Linked DNA regions of Homo sapiens: region 2 is linked to region 1. A link is a loop called in an ENCODE intact Hi-C map of the cell type or tissue named here. Cell type or tissue: heart right ventricle. All regions are shown on one strand. Each heading gives the region's core, and the rest is flanking DNA. Links, peaks and the distances in the headings are about the cores only. Region 1 holds the start of LINC02298 (long intergenic non-protein coding RNA 2298). Region 2 overlaps BRF1 (BRF1 general transcription factor IIIB subunit).

Region 1 (11,889 bases), core at 1,523-9,522:
CCCAGGGCTGGGCTTGGACGGGAGAGTGGGGACGCTTTGTCCACTAATCACTTTCTAAGTCACCACAGCCTTGGGACAGCCATACCTTGTGGTCTCTAGGGATCCTGGTGTTCTGGCCTGAGGTCTGAGGTCAAACAAGGTCTGTGCTCTCACACCAACCCTCCACTGGCAAGCAGGACCCAGGGAGGGGGTCAGGAGGCAGCTGGGTGCTCCCCTGGGACACAGGCCTGCCCTCTGCCTTCACTTCCCACAGCTGCCCAAGCCCATCATGTTCTGGGCCTCACCCTTCCACATCTGGGACCCTGAACAGCCGCCTGTGAACACCGACAGGAAGAACAGGGGAGCGTCCAGCATTGAGGCACGCGAAGAGCCCTGACCCCTGGCCCTTCCCTCCAGCTACCTGGGACAGCCTGAAACCAGCCTGAACCCAGCGAGGGAAGTCTCGGACCCTGGAGACGACCTTGTGTTCTCCCTGCGCGATGGTGAAACTCCAGGCACTGCCACAGCTTGGGAGAGGGGGTCCAGCCAGCCCTGCTCCTCCCTCCATGGAGCTGGCCCTGGGAGGGCAGACAGCTGGTAGTGCCCACTGCACTGGAGGCAGCAGCCCCTCAGACTCTGTGCCTGCAGCCCAGCCTTGGGAAACAGCATACTGGGCATGGGGCAGAGGCCCATTCAGTTCCCCGGACACTGAATAACTAATGACCCAGGCTCAGCCATTCATTAGAAATTTTCTTGATTCAGAGAAACCCCCATCACCCTCAGCCGGAAAATCTCTTGGTCCCCTGGTCACAGTGATTGAAGTACCCCCGACCACAACCACACAACAGGGAGTGATGTGGGGGAGTCCTGGGCTTCTAGAGGCTGGTTGTGGCTTCCTGCCTCAGTTTCTTTGTGGGCAAGAAGGCACCAGAGGCCTGTGACCTCCCCTGCTCTCACTGGGACTGGCCCCCATCAGGTTTATGCAGTGAGGCGCAGACCCTCAGCAACCGTGTCCTGGGCCTTCTCCATCCCCAATCCCTCCCATGTCACCTCCCGTTTCCCATTACTGCCAAGCTCCAGTGCCTGGGGCAGGAGGACAACCCATGCAGCCAGCCAGGCCATGCTGGCAGAAGCTGCTGGTGGGGGCATCTGGGCATGCTCAATGGCACCCCAAGAGCTAAAATGGACTCTAGGGGGGTGGCCAGGCCCTGGTGGGGGAGGTACACTCCCACTGCCCAGATCCAAACCCGATGGCTGGGCCCTGACCTGCAGGGTCCCAGGCTCACCAGCCCCTCCTCCTCTAACAGGCCGGTGCTCAGTTCCTCTTCCCCTCCGGAGAGACCCAGCTTCCCACAGCCTGTTTCTCTGGGGGACAATTCCCTGCAGCTTGGGAATTCTCACCGTCCCACCTCCCATTTTATCTTCTCTTCTTTCTCTCTCTCGCTCTCTTTTTTTTTTTTTTTTTTTTTTTTTGAGATGGAGTCTCACTCTGTCACCCAGGCTGGGGTGCAATGGCCCAATTTCGGCTCACTGCAACCTCTGCCTCCTGGGTTCAAATGATTCTCCCGCCTCAGCCTCCCAAGTAGCTGGGACTACAGGGACCCGCCATCATGCCCGGCTAATTTTCGTATTTTTGTAGAGACCGGGTTTCACCATGTTGGCCAGGCCAGTCTTGAACTCCTGACCTCAGGTGATCCGCCCACCTCGGCTTCCCAAAGTGCTGGGATTACAGGCGTGAGCCACCGCGCCCAGCCCACCTCCCATTTTCTTAGAAGAAACTGAGACACAAAGAGCCTGAGAAAGTTGCTTAAGGTCACACAGCCCATCAGAGGCAGGGTGCAGGGTGAGGCACAGGGACCAGAAACTTCTTCCACCTGATATCTCTGAGACAGCGGCCTCCCTGTTCCCCTCTTGCCACAGTCTCTCCAGGATAAGGTGAGGGTGTCAGGGGCCTGGGTCCCCACTTGCGACCCCACCGGGCTGCTCCTGGGACGGGCTGTGCAGGCCAGGAGACTGGCGGACCTAAGAAACTGAGACGTGTTTCTCAGCTCCCCCAACCACGTCCCCAGCCCCGCCGGTCCCGGAGCTGCCCTGCCGCCTGGTGGCTGCGGCTGCGCTGCGCCCGACCGGCCCGCGCTCCAGGGCATCCGACCTCCAGTTCCCCCGCCCGCGCCCGGGAGTGCGCCGAGAGCAGCAGAGGTCGAGACAGCAGCCCGGAGGTGGTGTTACCCGCAACCTCGGCTCCTGCGCTCGGGGCCGCTTCTCTCCTGGGTGCAGTCAGCTCTGCGCGGGGGACCCTCAGCACGCCGTCCACGGACACGGCTCCCTCGGCCACAGTCTCCTCCCCGCCATCAGACGCACTGCAGACCTGGGGCCTTTGTTTCCCAGGCAGGGAAATGGGCGTGCTGCGCCCACGGGCGCAGGGAGGACGGGGGAGCCCGCCCTGGGGGCCTGGAGGATTCGCGTGGCCTCCGCGGTCCAGAAGTACTCCTCTCCCCTAGCGATCCCCAGGATTCTCTTCCCCAGTTCCCTCCCTGGTCTAGAACCGAGACTCACAGCTCCCCACCCCTCGGTCCCGAGTTCCCTGTCCCCTCCCCCCAGGCCGGGAACCACCCAGTCCCCTCCGCGCCTCCCCAACCCCCAGCCCAGAGCATTCCTGCCCGCACCGTACCCTTCAATCTCCGCCCCCGGCCAGGAGCCTCCCTGGCCCTTCCCGCCCGGCGGGGCAGGCTCCGGGCAGGCGGGCAGCCTCGCGGCGGCGGCATCCGCGCCCACCTTCATGCCGCCGCAGGCTGGAGCGCGCCTGGGCCTGTCGAGGCCGCTGGCGGAGCAGCGGCGGGGCGGGCGGGGAGGCTGCGTCTGCGCGGCCCGGAGGAGCCCCCGCAGAGGCTGGAGCGAGCCCAGGCAGGCTGGGGCGCTGGCGCGGGGCGAGCTGGCGGGGGCGGGAGAGCTGGCCCAGCGCTGGGTTTCCTGGGTCCCAGCACGCACGCGCGCCTTAGTGGGGCGCCGGCCCGCTTCCCAGGCAGATCGCCCTTGGCCTCGCCTCTGGCTCTTTTATTTGCACAATCACCCCGAGGTGGGTGATGCTATTGTTCCCACTTTTCAGATTCGAAAGTCGAGACACAACTGGAATTCGTATCCAGGTTCCAGACACCGCCCGTCCTCGGGCAGAGGTTTGCGCAGAAACAAGCATCATTCCTGACCTTAGGGACCTCACCGAGCCTGCCTGCGGGCAGGGCAGGGAGGTGCTGAGAATTCGGGTGCACGTGCCAGCACCCGGGGCCCCAGAGCTCCCCTCCCCATGAAGCCCTCCCTCAGCCCCCTCCCTGGAGAAATGGCGAGCCATCTGGAAGGAGGTCGAGAGGGGACCCGCTCCCGCCAGGACCTCTCTTCTGGGAGTGGAGGAGTGGGCGGAGGAGAAGGGTTCCTGAGTCCCCAACCCGGTCCCAGGCCCTGGGAGCCGCCCCTCGCCCCCTCGGGAATCTAGTTCTCTTTGCCAAACCGCCAGCCCGGGCGGAGGGCTGGGGGCGGGGGCGAAGCCGAGCGCGCTGACACACGCGCCTGGAATTCCCAGGAGAGCCGGCCGCGGCCTGTGACCTCTTCTGCTCTTGGCCGGCCCCAGCCAGCGGGGCCGAGGGGAGGACAGGCTCCCTCCACGGGGGTGGGGCGCACACCCACCTCGTTCCTCCTGCTGGAGCCCGCCCTGTCCGTGTCCCTCCCCCTCCCAGGCAGCCTGCCTGGAGGTAGCAGTACCCTCTGTGCTCCGGACCCAGGCAGATGTGAACTCCCCTCACTCCACAACCACCAGAGACAGCCCGGGGCAGACCCTGTCCAGCTCCTGCCCCAGGGCCTTGAGCACATTACCAAATGCTCTGTGCCTGTTTCCCCATCTCTGCAAAGGGTGCTAACGGCCATCTCAGAATGGCTCGTTGAGATTCAAAGTGTCTTGTAAATGGTTGTTACAATTGCATGGAAGGTAAACTGAGGCCCAGAGGCCCCAACACCACAGAGCCACGTCTACTCACCAGCCCCCAGCCCCCACCACTCCCCGCACAGTGTCCTCCATCATGCTGTGGGTTTTGGAGGTTCAGAGGGCACCCAGCTGGGAGCTCGAGGCAGGCTGAGCTGTACACAGTGGTGTGAATGGGCGTGCATGTCATGCAAGGCAGTGTGCTGTGTGCCCTCCACGTGTGAAGGTGTGTGCCTGTGTGTGAGTGCTGGTGTGAACATGTGTGTGTACCCTGTGCTCATGCAAGTGTGCATCGTGTGTATGCTGGAAGCAGTGTGTGCGCGCACGCATACTCTGGGCAATCCACTCCTCGGGTGTGGTGTTGTGTAAACAGTGGAGGTCTCAGATGCCAGTCCCTGGGGACACTGGGCCCCCGCCCCAGGTTTGGCTGGCCCAGCTTGTCCCCTCCCCTGATCAGCCCTTGCCAAGGAGTGCTTTGCCATCTGGGGGCTAGAGGGAGTTGTGGTGGGTTCAGCGCCCTGCAAGGGCAGGCCTGTGCCCTGAGAGCAGATGGTCCCCGGCTTACCCTCCAGGCCAAGAAGTCCCCCAGCTCAGGTGACAGCAGAGCCCAGGAAGGAGGGCCAGCCAGGTCAGCCAACCCCAGGGAACCCCCCACCCCGACGGCGCTGGGCACTCAGGATGGGGGACTCCGCAGAAGCCTTAAGGACTGACAGTCCAGGGAGCTGGGGTCCTGCCGTGCAGACACACTGGGGGACCCAGGTCTGCAGGGACTCGCTGCAGAACCAGGAGTCCCAGGGCACACGAGCCTCCCTGCCCAGGTTGCTGGCAAGCCCCTGGGGTGAGTGGGGGCCCAGCTGCCCCGCCCTGAGCAGGCTCAAGCCCGCTTCCCAGATCCCCCCTGAACCCACTGCCCGCGAAGCAGGGTAGGAGATGGAGCAGGGGACCACAAACTCACAAACTGAGACCTGTCCCTTCACCCTGGGCCCAGAGACCAGGCAGACCACTTCCCACCCAGACCCAGAGCCCAGAGGGGTCTCATGGGCTGGCCCACCCCACCACATCCCCGTATGGCCTCCGCCCTGACAGCTCCCGAAGGCCAGGGATGCTCCCTCCCCTGGTGTGGGGGGCTGGGATGGGTGAGCCAGGGCCCCCACCCACCCCTAGCCTTGTCGCTCCTGCCGCAGGTTCCTCAGCACCTGCCCATCACAGCCTGCTGACTGACAAGGACCCCATGCTGCAGGAGGCAAGCTGGGGCCCAGGAGGGACCGCAGCCCCGGGAGGCTCCTCATTCATTCACATCTCCACCAAAGAAGCCCCACGGCTGCCCAGTGCCAGACCTGGCCTGATGCCTGGATGGCTGCCACTGGGATGATCAGGGTCAAGTAGTGTGGGCCTTTGAGCATCCTGGAGAGGGCGGGGAGGCCTCTAGAGGCACCCAGGGTGCAGGTCTGAAGAGGGATGGGCTCAGCTGGCCAACACACGGACACCTTGGGCCTGGCCTCCACTTCTCCCAGCCTGGCTGCCCACACTCCCCACCCTAGCAGCGGGCAGTGTCTGGCGCACCAGTCCTGCTCCCCCTGCTGCCATCCTCCGGGGGATGGTGTCCTTGGGCCCTAATGGGCTTCAACTGCCCATGGAAGCCCTGCCAAGGTCCCGACTTGCAGCCTCCTGGCGGGACCAATGTCCTCTCCAGGCCCTTCCTGCATGGACCAGCCCCCAGGGGCATTGCTCCAAGCCAGCAGCCCCTCTGCCCTGGCCTGCAGCCCTCCCAGCGCCTGCTCCAGGCTTGACCTCTCCCTCACCTTCTCCTCCTTCAGCTCCTATCACCCAAGGGCACAGAAAGGCACTGTCGCACCACCAGGGGGCGCCCTGCCTCAGGGGCGGGCTTAGGACACAGCAGTGCTGCTTATCTGGGAGCCCAGGGGCTGGGGACAGAAGAGGCTAACTGACCTCTGGCTGGTACCTTCCGGGCTTCAGGACAACTCAGCCAGGTGGTCACTGTGGGCCCACTCCCCAGATGAGGAAACAGGCCAGAGAGGAGGATGCCACCGGCCCTGGCTCTTGGGAGTGGGAGGTCTGTGTCTCCAGGATTCCTCCAAGCCACCAATTTGGGAAAGTCATCTGACCTCTCTGGGCTTCCGTTTCCCCACCTGTACAGTGGGGGTGGGAAGGCATCACTGCTGGGGCTGAGCATGGGACTACAGGACAGAGCTTGGGGCCCTGGCTCCAGCAGGCTGGTCTCCAGCCCCTGGGAGCAGGGACCCACCCCACCCAGCACAGGTGCCTAAAGGCTGTTGTCTCCGCCAGCAGGTGACCCTGCACCCATGGGTGGGGGTCCACAGGGCCAACTCAGCCCTGCACCTGCCAGCTGAGGACAAACTCTCCTGGGGAGCTTTTGGGCTGTGGCCAGAACAAGCGAGGCTGCCTTTGAGCGGCTGCCTTTCTGCTTTCTGCTGTGTGCGTGTGTGAGCATATCTGTGTGTGCCAGGGGCCTGGGCTCGGTGTGACCCCTAGCAGGTATGCCCCAGCTGTCAACACCCTCTCCCTCCTGTGGTCCCCACTGGCCCCAGATGGAGGCCGAGTCCCCCAGCCCAGAGCGCCCCGGGGGTCGGGAGTGCCCACTGCTTTGAGCCACAGAAACCCAGGCCCCAACCTCCTCAGGACCCCCAGGCCTCCTGGGCCACCAGGATGCAAACCCCACCTCCAGGCAAGGTGGAAGCCCATTTGGCAGCTGAGGCCCTGGTGCCTGAGGCCATCAAGGGAGGTCAGAAGGGACAAAGGCCACGGCTCGGCCGAGAGGAGGGTGCCGTCCGCTCTGCTCAGGCACTGGGCCGGGTGCCAGCAGCACCACGTTCCCACGCTCTATGGTGCCAATCTTGGCACCCCAGCCCTGCCCCACCCTTGCCTTGCAGGGACCAGGGCACCGGGAATGTGGCTGTGGATTCCGCCCCCTGGGGCCACGGATTCCTGTCTCAGTGGGCGGGGGTGGAGGACGGCTTTCCACCCTTTGATCCTTGCCAGTTCCAGGGAGCGAGGCCACGCCCAGGCCCTGCCAGCCAGGCCACAGGGGAGGCCAGGAGGCAGGCCCAGGCGAGACAGAGCTGACTCCCTCAGCTCAGGAACCCCAGCTCCCAGGGCCTGGGCCTGCTCCCCAGGTGCCCCAGAAGCTCCTGCCTCACCTCTTGCCAGCTGGGCACGGGGCCTGGTGCCCAGACTAATCGGGCAGAGACCAGCACTGGGCAATGGCCCAGTCCCCACCTTCAGCCTGTGATGGCCACAGCAACCCCTTCCCTCACCTCCCCAGTCTGCCACAGGGCACAGAGTCCCAGCCCCTCTCCGCCAGCCTGGCCTCACATGCTCACCCTCCTGCCCTAGCACCCCCCATTCGGCAGCCACAACTGCCCCACCCAGAGACTCCTGGGCGCCTGGTGCTGTTCAGGACACTGGCCTGCTCAGCATCAAGACAGATCCCAGAATGTCCTGGGCTTCTGACCACAAAGGAGCCAGCATAGGCTAAAGCCTGGCACGCGGCTCAGAACCCTCAACCCTATGTGCTTGTTTCCTGCTCCCCCAGCCTCTGGAGCCGGCTGACAGCTACCCCCTCAGTACACCTTCATGCGTCCCCGACCCCTGTTCAAGCACCACTGAGCACCCCAACCAGTGGACAAGGGGACAAGGGGTCCCACAGGAAACAGGACCACCCTCTGAGCCTGGGGGAGGGGAGAGCAATCTCAAAATCCCACGTGGGAGGGGCCCAGGGCCAGGAGTCCAGATAAAGGAGGGGCCCAAGGAAGGATCTCGCCCGGGCTCCTGAGAGGCAGGAGGATGGCTCCACTCTGCCAGCCGTCCTGATCTGCTAAGTGGAAATTACAGTCATTAGCGTCCCCTCCCAGAGGCCCGTGGTGCCCTGTGGGCCTGGAACTTGCCCCACCCCCTCTGCCACATATGGCCCAGGGAGAAGGCGCTAAAGGTGAGCGCCGGCTGCAGGGCGGAGGACTCTGGCCTCTGCGGGGCCGAGCCACGGAGCCACCTGGCTTGCGGGGATCCCTGGGACCCAGCCTTGTTCTACTGCCCACTTGACGCGGCGGGCACCCTCCTTCCTGGTGGGTCCTTACTCCCAACCCTGGCCTGGCCATGGGATTGCCAGGGTCTGGTGGGGGGGGGGTCCCTTTCCAATGGGGCGCCTTCCTATGCAGACAGAGGAGAGGGGAGTGGTCAGGCTGGGTCCTCAAGGTGCCCAGACAGGGGTGCGAGGAGGCAAGTGCTCACCGGAGCAGCCAGGAACGCTCCCTGGAGGAGGGGGCCCGGAAGCTCCCTGGCTGCAAGAGTGGATTCCTGAGCAAAAGCTCCGCGGGTGGAGAAAGAGAGTATGGCGGGGGCCACGGGGGTCCGAGTCCCGACACGCGGCTGCGCACTCGCTCCCCTGCACCGCGGGCGGGGCTGGGGCCGGAAACGCGCGCGGCGGCCTCGGATTCCTGCGCGGTGGGACAAGCCCGCGCCTGCGCGCCGCCCGGACAGGGCACGTCGCCCGCGAGGGGGGTGGCGGGCCCAGGAGGAGGGGACCCCGACAGCCCCTCACCGCCTGCCGGGGCGGGCCGCCACGCTGGACGGGGGCAGCGCGGGGCGGGGTCGGGGGGCGGCAGAAGGCGCCTTTGTGCGTCGCGTCCCCGAGCGTGTCGCGGCGGGCCCGGCACCGGCCCCGCTCCAGCGCCCGCCCCCGGCCCGCGCCCCGGGCCCCGCGCGCATACCTGGCGAGGCCACGAGGGGATTCTGCGGGCCGAGCCCCGCCTGGGCTGCGCCGCCGCAGGCGGGAGAGGCTGAGGATTCTTTTGGGAAGCCCCTCCGCCGGCTGTAACCCCAGGGCCGTGCCACCCTCCTGATCACCGCAAGCATGGACCCCCCAGCACGCTGCGGGTGGGACAGGCAGGGCCCCTGTGGGGTGGCTTGACTGGCCTGGAGTTGGGGACGAAGTCCCCGGGCTTGGTCCCCCGAGGGCTTGGTTGGGCGTCCCGGGGTAGGTGGCTGCCGCGGCGATGTGGGCGGCTTGCGTGTGGCCGATCGGGGTCGCTGCTGAGCCCCGGAGAGCGGAGGGTCCAGGCTAGGCTGGGGGAGCGAGAGGCGAGGGCGGAGCCGCGGAGGTGTGGGCGGCTTTCGTGGTCCGAGAGGCCCCAGGTTCCCGGCAGGGCGGGGAAGGCTGGGGCGGGGCCAGAGCCGGAGCCGCGAAGCCGCGATGGAGAGGGCCTGGAGGGTGCGCCAGGAGCCGGCGTCAGGGCCTGCCTCCATCTCCTCCAACCCCCACCCCATTTATTCCTGTAACAAATCCCTACCGGGAGCTGGCACAGCAGCTGTGCGCTGGGGACACACGAGATGCTCACCCTCCCTGCCCTCCAGGAGCTTGGACTCAGCTGAGGTCTGCAGGGGCCAGCAGGAGCAGGGCCGAGGGCCCTGGTGGGAAGGTCGTGGCCCACTAGGGAAGGCTGGGCCCGGGGGGTCAGGTGGAGGGCAGGCTGAGCTGCGAGCTGTGTCTTCAGCCTACAGCAAGGCCACCACTCCCAGCGCCTGGCCTCCTCGCTCCCGAAAGCTCAGCTCAGCCTACATGTGCCGACCCCTCTGTCCCCCAGGCCCAGGTTGGGCACTGGTCAGGACGGTGCTCCCAGAGGGACCCAGTAACAGGAGGAGCTAGGGTGAGAGCATGAGGGTGGGGGGAGCGGCAGAGAGGAGGGAGAGGCAGGAGGTGCTCAGGGCAGGAGTGTCTGGAGTGAGGAGGGAGAGGCAGGAGGTGCTCAGGGCAGGAGTGTCTCGAGTGGGTCTGGACAGGAACAGGAAGGGCATTCCAGGCAGAGGGGCCCAAAGAAGCAAAGGTGCACCAGGGAGAAATGCCCGCTGTGCTCCACCACAGTGGAGGTGCAAACCTCAGCATGGAAGATGAGGCTGGAGGGAGGGGCCTGGGCTGGAACATGGCCAGGATGGCAGTGGGGAGCCATTGGAGATGTTTGAGCCGGGGAGTGACAGGGTCAGATTCGAGTTTTGGAAAGATAACATCTTGAGCCATTAAACAGATTTCTAGGATTTCAGGTTTATTTATTTATTTATTTAGAGACTCACTTCACTCTGTTACCCAGGCTGTAGTGCAGTGGTGCGATCTCTGCTCACTGCAATCACTCAAGGCCAAGTGATTCTCATGCCTCAGCCTCCTGAGTAGCTGGGACTACAGGCGTGCACCACCATGCCCAGCTAATTTTTGTATTTTTAGTAGAGGCGGGGTTTCGCCATGTTGGCCAGGCTGGTCTCGAATTCCTGGCTGGGATTACAGGCGTGAGCCACCACGCCCTGCTGGATTTTGGATTCTTGATACGTATCATCAACCACTCTCCAGAGTTTGGCCAGCTTCACGCTCCATCAGTGGTCTCACCATAGACCTTCTAATCTTGATTGTGTTGGCTGGTGTCTATTTTCTAATGGTGTTTGGTTTTGGAACCTGCATTTCTTTGAAAAAGAGTGAGCATGTGCATTTTCCCAGATGCCTGGTATCCAACTGCACTTCTCCATGTGTGCATTGTCCCCTGAGCTGGCAAGAAGATCCTACTAGTTGGTCTGCATGCCATGCCAGCTCGGCCTTGCACCCTGGGGGCCCAGGTAACTAGCTCTCACCAACAGAAAGAGATGTGATGGACATCACCTGAGGCCAGACCCTAAGACCTCTGTGTGCCCCCTCCGTGTCTCCTGTCTGCAGCTGTTGTCCACACCAAGGGTGGCCTACAGAGGGAAGTGAGGACCTTGGGACTTCCTCCAGGACAGCCCTCGCTGTCCAAATCTCCACCTGCTGCAGAGCTGCCTCCAGTCAAGCCCTTGTTTCCAGCTTTCTGTGCCCTAAATAAACTTCTGCTGGGATTGAGCCATCAGCATTCTGTGGTGGGCGTCGCTGCTGCGAGGTTGCCCTCGTGCACACAAGCTCCTCACAGGTAAAGGTGATCTGCCTGTGGACATACTTGTTACAGAAGTTTCCCACCTGCTGTGCGCATCTTGCCTGTGTGCAGTCACCATTCTTTATGCAGTTGGTGCCTCCATCTGCTCCTGTGTGGTTTCTTCTTTTGGTTCCTTTATTATCTCTCTTTTGGTGCTGTTTCCCAGGGACTTAACTGCTGGAAGTTTGATAAATCCTCAACTCTCAAATTCACCCTTTTCTATAGATTTAAACAGACATTGAATGTTTCACCTAGCATTGGGGCAGAAGGAAGGTGCAGGCTCGGCCCTTGGCCCTTCTCGGCCAAATTGATCTCGCGCCCTTGAGAAGCTCCAGAATGAGTCTGAGAAGCCTCACCGGGGCTGATACATCCCTCCAAGGTGGGGGTCGGGAGACTCCCTGGCCAGGGGAGGCCTCCCCTGGGCCAGCTCCAGGCTTTGCCAGGCCCCCTTGGAGCCTGCACCAGCCGTGCCCACCAGGCACAGGCCAGCACGCACGGAGGCTGGCAGGTCTGTGAGCCCAGGATTAGGGGCCCACAGAGGCAGACCCAGGGGTCCTGGAGGTCACAGACAAGGCCGTCAGCTTCTCTCAGCCCGTGCAGCCTGGCCCTGGCCCACCAGGCCAACCTTGTGTGGGTGTGTACACCACCCCCATCCCAGGGGCCACACCCCACCTGGCTCCCGTCCCATGGCTGCCCCAGGGAGGTCTTCCTCTCTTCTCTGCCCACAATTCACCCTCTCCCTGAGCCCTCTTCTCTCACCTGGGATCTGATCTTTCCTCCTGGACACTCATGATGCCCACAGCTTGGTCACCAGCTCTGTGCTAGAGATCCTGACAATCCCTAAGCCCCTTCCCCAGCCTCGGTCTCCCCATCCCGGGAGCAGGGCGGTGATGCCACCCTGTACATGCCTCTGTCCCCAGCCCCGGCTCTTCTCCAAAGTGCGACGCGGGTCTCCAGTGGCCTGGGACCTCCATC
Region 2 (11,889 bases), core at 1,284-9,283, 190 kb after region 1:
GGCCACAGTGAGAAGGAGCTGAGAGGGGGCCCTCACTAGAGAGCTGGGGAGGAGGCCACAGTGAGAAGGAGCTGAGAGGCGGCCCTCACTAGAGAGCTGGGGAGGAGGCCACAGTGAGAAGGAGCTGAGAGGGGGCCCTCACTAGAGAGCTGGGGAGGAGGCCACAGTGAGAAGGAGCCGAGAGGCGGCCCTCACTAGAGAGCTGGGGAGGAGGCCACAGTGAGAAGGAGCCGAGAGGCGGCCCTCACTAGAGAGCTGGGGAGGAGGCCACAGTGAGAAGGAGCCGAGAGGGGGCCCTCACTAGAGAGCTGGGGAGGAGGCCACAGTGAGAAGGAGCCGAGAGGCGGCCCTCACTAGAGAGCTGGGGAGGAGGCCACAGTGAGAAGGAGCCGAGAGGCGGCCCTCACTAGAGAGCTGGGGAGGAGGCCACAGTGAGAAGGAGCTGAGAGGGGGCCCTCACTAGAGAGCTGGGGAGGAGGCCACAGTGAGAAGGAGCCGAGAGGCGGCCCTCACTAGAGAGCTGGGGAGGAGGCCACAGTGAGAAGGAGCCGAGAGGGGGCCCTCACTAGAGAGCTGGGGAGGAGGCCACAGTGAGAAGGAGCCGAGAGGCGGCCCTCACTAGAGAGCTGGGGAGGAGGCCACAGTGAGAAGGAGCCGAGAGGGGGCCCTCACTAGAGAGCTGGGGAGGAGGCCACAGTGAGAAGGAGCTGAGAGGCGGCCCTCACTAGAGAGCTGGGGAGGAGGCCACAGTGAGAAGGAGCCGAGAGGCGGCCCTCACTAGAGAGCTGGGGAGGAGGCCACAGTGAGAAGGAGCTGAGAGGCGGCCCTCACTAGAGAGCTGGGGAGGAGGCCACAGTGAGAAGGAGCCGAGAGGCGGCCCTCACTAGAGAGCTGGGGAGGAGGCCACAGTGAGAAGGAGCCGAGAGGCGGCCCTCACTAGAGAGCTGGGGAGGAGGCCACAGTGAGAAGGAGCCGAGAGGGGGCCCTCACTAGGGAGCTGGGGAGGAGGCCACAGTGAGAAGGAGCTGAGAGGGGGCCCTCACTAGAGAGCTGGGGAGGAGGCCACAGTGAGAAGGAGCCGAGAGGCGGCCCTCACTAGAGAGCTGGGGAGGAGGCCACAGTGAGAAGGAGCCGAGAGGCGGCCCTCACTAGAGAGCTGGGGAGGAGGCCACAGTGAGAAGGAGCCGAGAGGGGGCCCTCACTAGGGAGCTGGGGAGGAGGCCACAGTGAGAAGGAGCTGAGAGGGGGCCCTCACTAGAGAGCTGGGGAGGAGGCCACAGTGAGAAGGAGCTGAGAGGGGGCCCTCACTAGAGAGCTGGGGAGGAGGCCACAGTGAGAAGGAGCCGAGAGGCGGCCCTCACTAGAGAGCTGGGGAGGAGGCCACAGTGAGAAGGAGCTGAGAGGGGGCCCTCACTAGAGAGCTGGGGAGGAGGCCACAGTGAGAAGGAGCCGAGAGGCGGCCCTCACTAGAGAGCTGGGGAGGAGGCCACAGTGAGAAGGAGCTGAGAGGGGGCCCTCACTAGAGAGCTGGGGAGGAGGCCACAGTGAGAAGGAGCTGAGAGGCGGCCCTCACTAGAGAGCTGGGGAGGAGGCCACAGTGAGAAGGAGCTGAGAGGCGGCCCTCACTAGAGAGCTGGGGAGGAGGCAACTGTCTCCCCCATCTCCAGCTCAAACTTTCCAGCTCCAAAAGTGTGAGAAACACATTCCTGCTGTTTTGCCTTTCTGGTCTATGGTGTTCTGTTACAGCAGCCCAAAAGGACTAAAATGGGGGCTTATGATGACTGCAGTAAGTTATTTTTTACCATCTTCTTTCTCTTTTTTGAGATGGAGTCTCGCTCTGTCACCCAGGCTAGAGTGCAGTGGTGCGATCTCAGCTCACTGCAACCTCTGCTTCCCGGGTTCAAGTGATTCTCCTGCCTCAGCCTCTTGAGTAGCTGGGACTACAGGCACATGCCACTGCACCCAGCTAATTTTTTGTATTTTTAGTACAGACAGGGTTTCACACTGTTGGCCAGGATGGTCTCGAACTCCTGACCTTGTGATCCACCCATCTCCGCCTCCCAAAGTGCTGGGATACAAGCATGAGCCACTGTGCCTGGCCAAATATGTTATTAATAAACAGATATTCACATAGAAACCAACTACTAATTAGCTAGCCATAGCCTGCGAGTCTCCTTAGACTTCCTTCCAACAAATGAATTCTAAAAGTAAACTCAGGCTGTGTGCCGTGGCTCATGCCTGTAGTAATCCCAGCACTTCGGGAGGCTGAAGCAGGTAGATCACTTGAGCCCAGAAGTTCAAGACCAGCCTGGGCAACATAGTGAGATCCAACTGCTAAAATAATCAGCCAGGTGTGGTGGTGCAAGCCTGTAGGCCCAGCCAAGGTAGGAGGACTGCTTGAGCTTGGAAGGTTGAGGCTGCAGTGAGCCATGATCCTGCCACTGCAGTCCAGCCTGGGCAGCAAGAGAGCGAGACCCTGTCTCCAAAAAAAAAAAAAAAGATTTGAGGCATATCACCACTTACATGTAAAGTATAAAGCAATAAAGCTTCCAGAGGAAAACACAAGAGTATCTTCAGACCTTGGAGTAGATAAGAATTTCTTGAACAAGTCACAAACAGCCCTAACCATAAAAACTGATATACTGGGACTTCATTATAATTAAGAAATTTCTGGCAGGGTGCAGTGGCTCACACCTGTCATCCCAGCACTTTGGGAGGCTGAGGTGGGAGGATCACTGGAGCCCAGGAGTTGAAGACCAACCTGGCCAACATGGTGAGACCCCCATCTCTATTTAAAAAAAAAAAAGAATTGGCCGTGCGCAGTGGCTCATGCCGGTAATCCCAACACTTTGGGAGGCCGAGGCGGGCAGATCACGAGGTCAAGAGATCGAGACCATCCTGACCAACATGGTGAAACCCCGTCTCTACTAAAAAGTACAAATATTAGCCGGGCATGGTGGTGCACACCTGTAATCCCAGCTACTCGGGAGGCTAAGGCAGGAGAATCGCTTGCACCCATGAGGCAGAGGCTGCAGTGAGCCGAGATCGCGCCACTGCACTCCAGTCTGGCAAAAGAGTGAGACTCCATGTCAAAGAAAAAAATTAAAAATGAGTGGATGTGGTGGCATGTACACGTGATCCCAACTACTCGGGAGGCTGAAGTGAGAGGGCGGCTTTAGTCTGGGAGGTTGAGGCTGCAAGGAGCATCGACTGCACCACTGCACTCCAGCCCGGACCACAGAGTGAGTGAGACCCAGTCTCAAAAAAAAAAATTCAGAAGTTTCTGTTCGTCAAAAGACAACATTAAGAGAGTGAGACAAGCTACAGACGTGGGAGGAGGATTCGAAACATGTATATCCAACAAAGGACTCGAATCCAGAATATATAAAGAACTCTACAAATCTGTAAGAAAAAGACAACTCAGTTTTTAAAAAGCACAAAAGACGCCAATAGGCACTTCACACAGAAAGGACGTCCCAACAGCCAAGAAGCATGAGCAAAGGTTGTGGCCATAATTACTCACCAGGGAAAGCGAATTAATGCCGCAGCGAGTGTGCTACACACCTACCAGAAAGACTACAACTGGAAAGGCTGATGATGCCACATGTGAACAAGGCTGCGGAGCCACTGGGACTCTCCTACACTGCTTCCTGGTGGGAACATGAACTGGTACAAGCACTACAGAAAACCCTGTGGCCCTATCTAATGATGAGCACACCCAGACCTCAGGACCCAGACACCCATTCGCAGGTAAACTCCCAAGCGGAGGGGGCACCTGTGTCCACCGAAGGACCAGGTGCAAGAACACGCACAGCAGCTTCCTGTGCACAGCCAAGAATGGAAACACCCTAGACGTCCATCAACAGGAAAAGGAGATAAACTGTGGTCTATTCATCCCATGAAATACTACATTGCAATAAAAGAATAAACTACTTACACGCTCCAAAACAGCACGTTCTAGAACGGCTCCAGCCCAGACACTGGCAAGCCAGATGCGGACGACTAGAGCCACAGGAGCTCTCCTTCCTTGCTGCTGGGAGCACAAAATGGCTCAGGTGCTTTGGAAAAGGGTTTGGCAGTTTCTTACAAAACTCAGCATACTCTCACCACACCACCCAGCAATCACTCAGAAAAACCTGCACGTGACGTTTACAGCAGCTTCACTCATAATCGCCCAAGCCCAGATTCCCTTCAGCAAGCAGGTGAAAGGATAAATCAACTGTGGCGCACCTAGGCGGTGGAATATTACTCACCACTAAAGAGAAAGAGGCCACAGGCTGTGCAGAGACCTGGAGGACAGTTAAATGCCCATGGCTGAGTGACAGGCTGCACAGAGAAAGGATGCACAGTGTGCAACTCCAGCTCTACGACCACATGACCAAGCGCCGGTGAAAAGATCAATGGTTGCTGGAGGCTGGGGAAGGAGGGATGAATGGGTGGAGCTCAGGGGATCTTTAGGACTCTGAAAGCACTCTGTATGAAACTGTAACAGTGGTTACCCGTCACTACGCATTCATCTAAACCCATAGAACACGCACCGCCCAGCGTGAGCCTGGGTGTGTGGTGGAAGCTGCGTGATCCTGAGCCCAGGTGTGCAGATACAGCCTGAATGATCCTGAGCCCGCGTGCGCAGGTGGAGGCTGCATGATCCTGAGCCCGCGTGTGCAGGTGGAGGCTGTGTGATCCTGAGCCTGCGTGTGCAGGTGGAGGCTGCATGATCCTGAGCCCGGCTGTGCGGTGAAGGCTGCGTGATCCTGAGTCCGGGTGTGCGGATACAGCCCGCGTGACCCTGAGCCCGGGTGTGCGGATATAGCCCACGTGACCCTGAGCCTGGGTGTGCAGGTGGAGGCTGCATAATCTTGAGCCCAGGTGTGCAGGTGGAGGCTGCATGACCCTGAGCCCGGGTGTGTGGATACAGCCCACGTGACCCTGAGCCCAGGTGTGCGGATACAGCCTGCGTGACCCTGAGCCCAGGTGTGTGGACAGAGCCTGCGTGACCCTGAGCCCAGGTGTGTGGACAGAGCCTGCGTGACCCTGAGCCCGGGTGTGTGGATACAGCCTGCGTGACCCTGAGCCCAGGTGTGTGGATACAGCCTGCGTGACCCTGAGCCCAGGTGTGCGGATACAGCCTGCGTGACCCTGAGCCCAGGTGTGTGGATACAGCCTGCGTGACCCTGAGCCCGGGTGTGTGGATACAGGCTGCGTGATCCTGAGCCCAGGTGTGCAGGTGGAGGCCGTGTGATCCTGAGCCCGGGTGTGTGGATACAGCCTGCGTGATCCTGAGCCCGGGTGTGTGGATACAGCCTGCGTGACCCTGAGCCCGGGTGTGTGGATACAGCCTGTGTGATCCTGAGCCCGGGTGTGTGGATACAGCCTGCGTGATCCTGAGCCCAGGTGTGCGGATACAGCCTGTGTGACCCTGAGCCCGGGTGTGTGGATACAGGCTGCGTGATCCTGAGCCCAGGTGTGAGGTGGAGGCCGTGTGATCCTGAGCCCGGGTGTGTGGATACAGCCTGCGTGACCCTGAGCCCAGGTGTGCGGATACAGCCTGCGTGACCCTGAGCCCGGGTGTGTGGACAGAGCCTGCGTGATCCTGAGCCCGGGTGTGTGGACAGAGCCTGCGTGATCCTGATGAGTCGATGTGGGGCGGCTGACTGCAGCTCGTGCACCACAGTGGAGGGGGGCACTGACGGGGTCAGGGGAAGCTGTGTGGTGGGAGGTGCTCAGAGTCTACAGGAACTCTCTGCCGATCCATTTTGCTGTGAACCTAAAATGCTCTAAAAATTACAAGTCTTTTTTTTTTTTTTAAATTCCTTTCTATATGATTCCCACTGTATGAAGCAGAAAACCAAGTGAAGCCAGTGGGCAGCAGGTGCTTTCTGAGCTGCTGCAGGCCTGACTCATGTGGATTTGTCAGGTGGTTCATGGAAGGTCAGCACATTTCATGCACTTTACTATGCGTGCTATACTAGGAAAAACAGACCAAGAGAACAGAAAAAGAATTTCCCTGAGAAACGCGTCCCAAACGAAAGGCTCATCAGGTCAATGAAGAGAGCCCCACCTAGCGGCATTTCAGAACCGTCGCTTCAGAACATCAAAGAAATCATCCCAAAAGGCCTGAGATTTTAAAAACAGAGATCAAAACACACTGGCATTCAACGTCTCTTGCTGGTGGACCCGGAGCAGATGCTCCCCACATTCCATGGGGTGCCTGTCTCAACCCCTTGGCAACCATCCCAGGGGGAAGGGGCAGGAGTTTCTCTCTCCCAGACCCTTTCTCTAAATACAGTCTCAGCGTGTCCCCAGCAAACCAAAGGAGGGGCCTGTGACCTCGCAGGGTGCACGGAGGCAAGCAGAGGAGACAGAGTCCTCGCAGAACATGACTGTCGCTGCGGGCAGGAAGGGTGGCCCGTGAGTTTATTTCCATCTTTGCAGTTTTCTAAGAAAGGCAATCAAGACTTCACCAAAACAGTAACAGTCGGAAGCTACATTCACAGATTTCCACCAAACCTGGCAGGCTGGGTGGCGGGCGGGAGTGGAGGCCGTGGGCCAAGCTTGCAGCGGGACCAGGGCTGATATGAAAACTTCAACCAAGGCGGTATGGGGAGAACAAAGGAGAATAAACAAAATTTAAACAAACATAACCCATGATAAATCAATCAATCAAAATAAAGGGTTTTTTAAAAGTAAGATAAATACAGCCAGGTGTAGTGGCTCACACCTCTAATTCAAGCACTTTGGGAGGCCAAGGCGGGTGGATCACCTGAGGTCAGGAGTTCGAGATAAGCCTGGCCAACATGGCAAAACCACGTCTCTACTAAAAATACAAAAATTAGCCGGGCGTGATGGTGGGCACTTGTAACTCCAGCTACTCGGGAGGCTGAGGCAGGAGAGTAGCTTGAACCCAGGAGGCGGAGGTTGCAGTGAGCCCAGATCGCGCCACTGCACTCCAGCCTGGGTGACAGAGCGAGACTCCATCTCAAAAAACAAACAAACAAACAAAAGGTAAGATAAATACGAAATACAAAATAAGAGGCAGGAAGAGCCCAAAGCATCAGAAATGTGCCAGTTATAATGGGCCAAAATCCCCTCTTGTGTCTCCAGAAGTATTTGAAAAATACGTTAGGATCTGCCTCACAGACATGCTCCCAGGACACTCGACAGCAAGGAGGTACGGCGGGCCCAGCCAGCCAAGGCAGAGGAGGACATCACTGCCACAGCAGGGGGCCTGACTGGCAGCAAAAGGGACGACTCCGGCGAAAAGTCAGCAGGAAACAGGACAGGGGCTGGACCAATGGCCTCCCTCAGCCCCACACCCCACCCAGGCAGGAGCGGTGCCTGGCCCGGGGCAGGCGGGTGGGAGAGCTCACTGAGTGGGCAGCAGGGCATGGCCCCTGATGCTGCAGGTACCCAGGCTGCAGCTGCAGAACCTCAGGTGGGAACCCAGGTACAAAGATCAGCATAGGGTCCCCCAGAACCACCCATCCCCAGTAAGACTCAAGAGGGGTGGGGGCCCCGCAGCTTCCCCCACACAGTGAGTGGGGTCCACGGGGCCTCCTGGGCCTGCAGGTCACAACCTTCACTGACACTCACCCCTAATTAGGGAGCATGTATGTTCCAATTTTCATTTCTTTCTTGAACCAAAGGTATTTAAAAGGCTTTTGAAAAGGTAAGATGAGCCATTTCTCTTTCTCTGTTGTTGGTTTCCAATCCTATTGCAATGCACGCGTCTGCACCGACACTACTCTTTGCAATTTGTATAGGTCTGAGGCACGACCAACTCTAGTAAAGATACCGCGAGTTTTTGGGAAAATACAGACTACATTCTCTGTGGAGAACAAAGCTCTTCACATGGAGAAAATCTTGAAGTCAGTAGAAGAAAAAAAGGAGATAGCCTAGTGGCACCACAAGCAATGGGCAGAGCTGGGCCCCAACCCAGGCAGCCTGAGGTCAGGAGGGCCCCTGGGCAGCGCAGCCCCAGCCCCCACCTGGAGGAACTGTAAACGTGTGTGCCAGGAAGCCCTGAAACAGACAAAACAAAAAACTGACAAAACTGTGGGTAGGACAGGACGGATCCAGTCACTGTGCCAGGTCTTCATGCACACTCTCGGTGGCAGACACAGAGAACCAGCCAGTGGAGAGGAAGAGGGATGTGCTGCGCTGCACCCGCTTCCTGCAGGAAACGCATTCAAGCGCCCAACACACATGCACGTCCACAAAACTGGCCTTCCACCCGGCCACGGCTCGAAGCATTTCCGAAGACTGAAATCACACAGAGGGTGCTCTCTACTGCAGAAGAATCACACCGGCAGTCAGGAAGAAAGGCGCTGACTATACTCCTCTACTAGTAAGTCCACAGCAGGACAAGGAAAAAAGCACAAGGGAAGCGTAAGGATCCATCCACTCTGCTGTGAGGGATCATCGCAAGCCCAACTACCCCTGCCAGCCTAGGTGTGTCGGTGCTGGCCACCCGTCGGCAGCAGCAGCCAGGAGCAGAGGCAGGTGCTCAAGAGCCCGGCCTCCTGGAGATGGCCCAGGAGAAAACAGCCAGGGTGACGTGCTGTCCACAAGAGATGTTCTACCTGTCCCGACCACCTTCCAGCATCCACACTAAGGCTGCAGGACATGGCTGCACCGATCACAAGAATCCCTCACGTGGTCCTCAGGTTCCTGAGAGTGTACTCAATGAAACAGTGAAGCCAAAGAGATCCTAGCACAAAGTATCCCTGCCTGGACTGACCCACGGCCAACCCACACTCAATGGTGAAGACTGGATGCTTCCCCAGGATCAAGGACAAGAGGATGTCTGTTCACACCACTGCTATTCAATGTGGTAAACAAAAAAAACAAAAACAAAAAACAGGCACTAGACTAGAAAGGAAAGATAACACGATCTTGTACCGAAAATCCTAAGTGATCCGCTAAAAAACTATTCAGCATAAAAAATGAGTTCAGCCAGGCTGCAAGATACAAGATCAATACATATCAACTGAGACTAAATTCGACAAAAGAAGTACAAAACTTATACTCTGAGAACTAATAAAATTGTTGAAACAAATTAAAGAAGACCCAAATAAATGGAAAGAAATCCTGTATTCAGGTATCAGAAGACTTTACACTGTTTAGGCGGCAGTGTTCCCCAAAATGACCAACATATTAACGCAATCCCCGTCAAAATCCCAGCTGACTTCTTGGCAGAAACTGACAAGCTGATCCTAAAATTCATATTGCCACTCAAGGGACTTCAAACAGGCAGCATAACACTTTTGAAAGAGAGCAGTTAGAGGACTCACAGTTCCTGATTTCAAAACTGACTGCGAAGCTTCAGTGTCCTGAACAGCGTGGAACGGGCACCAGGACTGTCATGCAGTCACTAAGCCAAACTGAGGATCCAGAAATGAGCTTTTAGGTTTACGGTCAATCGATTTTCAGCAAGGGCACCAAGAGGATGCCAACTGGCAAAATACAGTGTTTTCAACACATGGTCCTGAGAAAACTGGGTCTGCACGTGCAGGAGTGAAGGCAGGCCCTTACCTTACATCACATGCAAACGCTGACTCAATATGGACCAAAACCTACTGGAAAGAGAGGAAGGCGCAAAACTCCAAAAAATCATAAGCACAAATCTTCACGATTTGGACTGGATTAGGCAACATTTGTTAGTTATGATACCAAAAGCACAGCCATCAAGAGACTAAATAGGTAAACTGGATACTATCAGAATTTAAAACTTTCATGCTCCAAAGGATACCAGCGAAAAATAAAAAGACAAAAGAAAATGAAAAGAACGCATGAAATGGCTGAAAATGTCCTATAAATCACACATCCGATAAAAGACTTGTACCTAAAACACATAAAATCACACATCCGATAAACGACTTGCACCTAAAATATATAAAATCACACATCCGATAAAAGACTTGTACCTAAAACACATAAAGAACTTTTTCAACTCAATCATAAGACAAATAACCCAGCAGACATTTCTCCAGTTTGTGGTGAACTGGCACTTTGACAAAACGCAGTGAGAATGTCACTACAATATCCAACTGCTATAAATGTGTTATTTCTGCCTCCATCTCACTGAGGCCATCAAGCAATGGCTGTGGATCCTGTGGGATCCACTGGGTTCTCCCCAAACAGCCCTGGCAGAGTCTGCAGGACACCCAGGAGGGGACTCAGGGCACAATTCCTCCTGGAAAGCAGCCTGGGCTGGGCGTGCAGGGTGACGAGGAAGTGGCAGGCCATGAGGTCCATGGCTGAGTCAGTGCCCTCCACCCTAGCACCACCATCCCCATCTCTGGGACCCGCCGCACGCTCAGCAGCATCCGCGGTGGGAAATACCATTCTGCAGGGTCTGCGCTCTCGACTCCTTCCCCAGATTCACGTGGAAGCCGCCACCCAGAGTCGGGGTTTTGCCAGCACCTGGAAACACAAAAAAAGACAGATCAGCCAAAACTTGGAGATCTGCATTTACAACCCTTTCCTAACATCCACAGACACAAAGTGAGAACAAAGCGGGGGTCAGCACTCATGGGGGAAGCAGCAGGTCGGCCCCCCGCACCTCCGTCACTGAGCCAGGAACCCCAGTGGGGGAAGCATCTCTCACTCTGCCCAGCCAGCAGGGTTGAGGGTGGGCCAACTGCACTTTCCGCATTTTCTTTTTTTTTTTGAGACGGAGTCTCCCTCTGTTGCCCAGGCTGGAGTGCAGTGGTCCCATCTCCACTCACTGCAAGCTCCGCCTCCTGGGTTCACGCCATTCTCCTGCCTCAGCCTTCCAAGTAGCTGGGACTATAGGTGCCCGCCACCACGCCCGGCTGGGATTACAGGCACTTTCTGCATTTTCTAACCATGTCCCTAACACACTGCAAGTCCAGAGTGGACGCTGTCAAATGGCTGCCGGGCGAGAACACAGATGTACCTCCAAACCTCTGCAAGTGGTGCACACACAGCATGGGCTGGCCGTCCCCCTTGCCCCAGGCCAGCCCACTCAGATATCACTCCTGCATGGTGACCACATGTGAACACATCCACCTCCCTGCTGGACTGCAGGGGACGCAGGTACCATCCCATGTGCCCCAAGGCACTGCAACCAGCCAGTCTGCAGAAGGCCCCCACGCCTCAGTCCACCCACCCATGGGGAGGCTGCAGCTGAACCTGCTGGACACTCTACTCCGAAGCTCTGCCAACTGACAGCATGCCTACGACGTCCACCACATTCTGCCCTGCAGGGCTTCGGGGTTAAGACCTGGCCCTGGTACCTCTGGAAACATCAGGTGGACATTTGGATTGTTCACCAGGTTCACCAGCCCGATCGCTGCAGCCTGATCTCCCAATGAGCATGGTGGACATGTGGATTGTTCACCAGGTTCACCAACCCAAACGCTGCGGCCTGATCTTCCAACGAGAACAGTAAGGTGAGGCCCCAGGCATGCCCAAAGATGGGGAGAGCTGGAAAGTGCCCCCCGCCCCGCAGCGTCGGCCCTCAGTGGTTGGCACAGGGGCCAGTGCATTTGTGACAAAGCACAGACACAGGACTGGAGGCTGCTGCAATCGGGACGCGCAGACAACCTTGGCCACTTGGGGGAAGGCAAGTGTGTAGGGCCTGTCGGAGGACACTGGAAGGATAGGATGCAGAAGCAGAAAGCCAATCGCTGGAGCCTGGGGCCAGGCCCTCCAGGGAAACCATGAGGCAGGGACCTCAGCGTCATCCAGGGGCAGCCACCAGCACAGACAAGGCAGAACAGGCACGGCCTCTGGCTTCACAATGAATGTAACTGAATCCCAAACAAATACTAACAACACTCTTTAAAGACTCCAGTAAAATGATTCTAAAGTTCAGTTGGAAGCAAAAAGGAATTAGAGCAGCCAAGAAAAGTTTTGAAGAGA

The links. Hi-C counts contacts between places; a loop is a spot of excess contacts. Peaks named below come from ENCODE experiments on the same cell type or tissue, not always from the same donor. Only the 100,000 strongest peaks of a DNase experiment are listed, where the experiment ranks them.
Region 2: it touches region 1 in a loop (9-fold over the local background); 50 of 110 quality-filtered maps call a loop at or near these places.

Annotation. Positions count from the first base shown.
Region 1 is chr14:105,084,858-105,096,746 of GRCh38, forward strand. It overlaps LINC02298 (long intergenic non-protein coding RNA 2298), which reads left to right and starts at 9,290. Exons shown (of 6, transcript NR_110546.1): 1 at 9,290-9,359; 2 at 10,470-10,585; 3 at 10,683-10,911. RefSeq lists silencers at 1,920-2,189, 2,700-3,029, 5,725-5,894, 8,339-8,598, 8,909-8,958 and 1 more and an enhancer at 8,821-9,443. In heart right ventricle, for the core only: CTCF peaks have their summits at 2,077 (motif pointing left), 5,810 (motif pointing right), 6,010, 9,020 and 1 weaker place; DNase peaks (open chromatin) are centred at 2,134, 5,824, 6,894, 9,074 and 4 weaker places; H3K4me3 peaks cover 3,907 bases; H3K27ac peaks cover 5,171 bases.
Region 2 is chr14:105,275,952-105,287,840 of GRCh38, forward strand. It overlaps BRF1 (BRF1 general transcription factor IIIB subunit), which reads right to left. Exons shown (of 18, transcript NM_001519.4): 2 at 10,345-10,425. Among named protein-coding and RNA genes, the nearest start is that of BRF1, 19 kb to the right of the region's middle. RefSeq lists enhancers at 7,076-7,617, 8,161-8,701, 9,972-10,870. In heart right ventricle, for the core only: CTCF peaks have their summits at 6,078 (motif pointing left) and 6,283; no DNase peak of the experiment used is centred there; H3K27ac peaks cover 727 bases.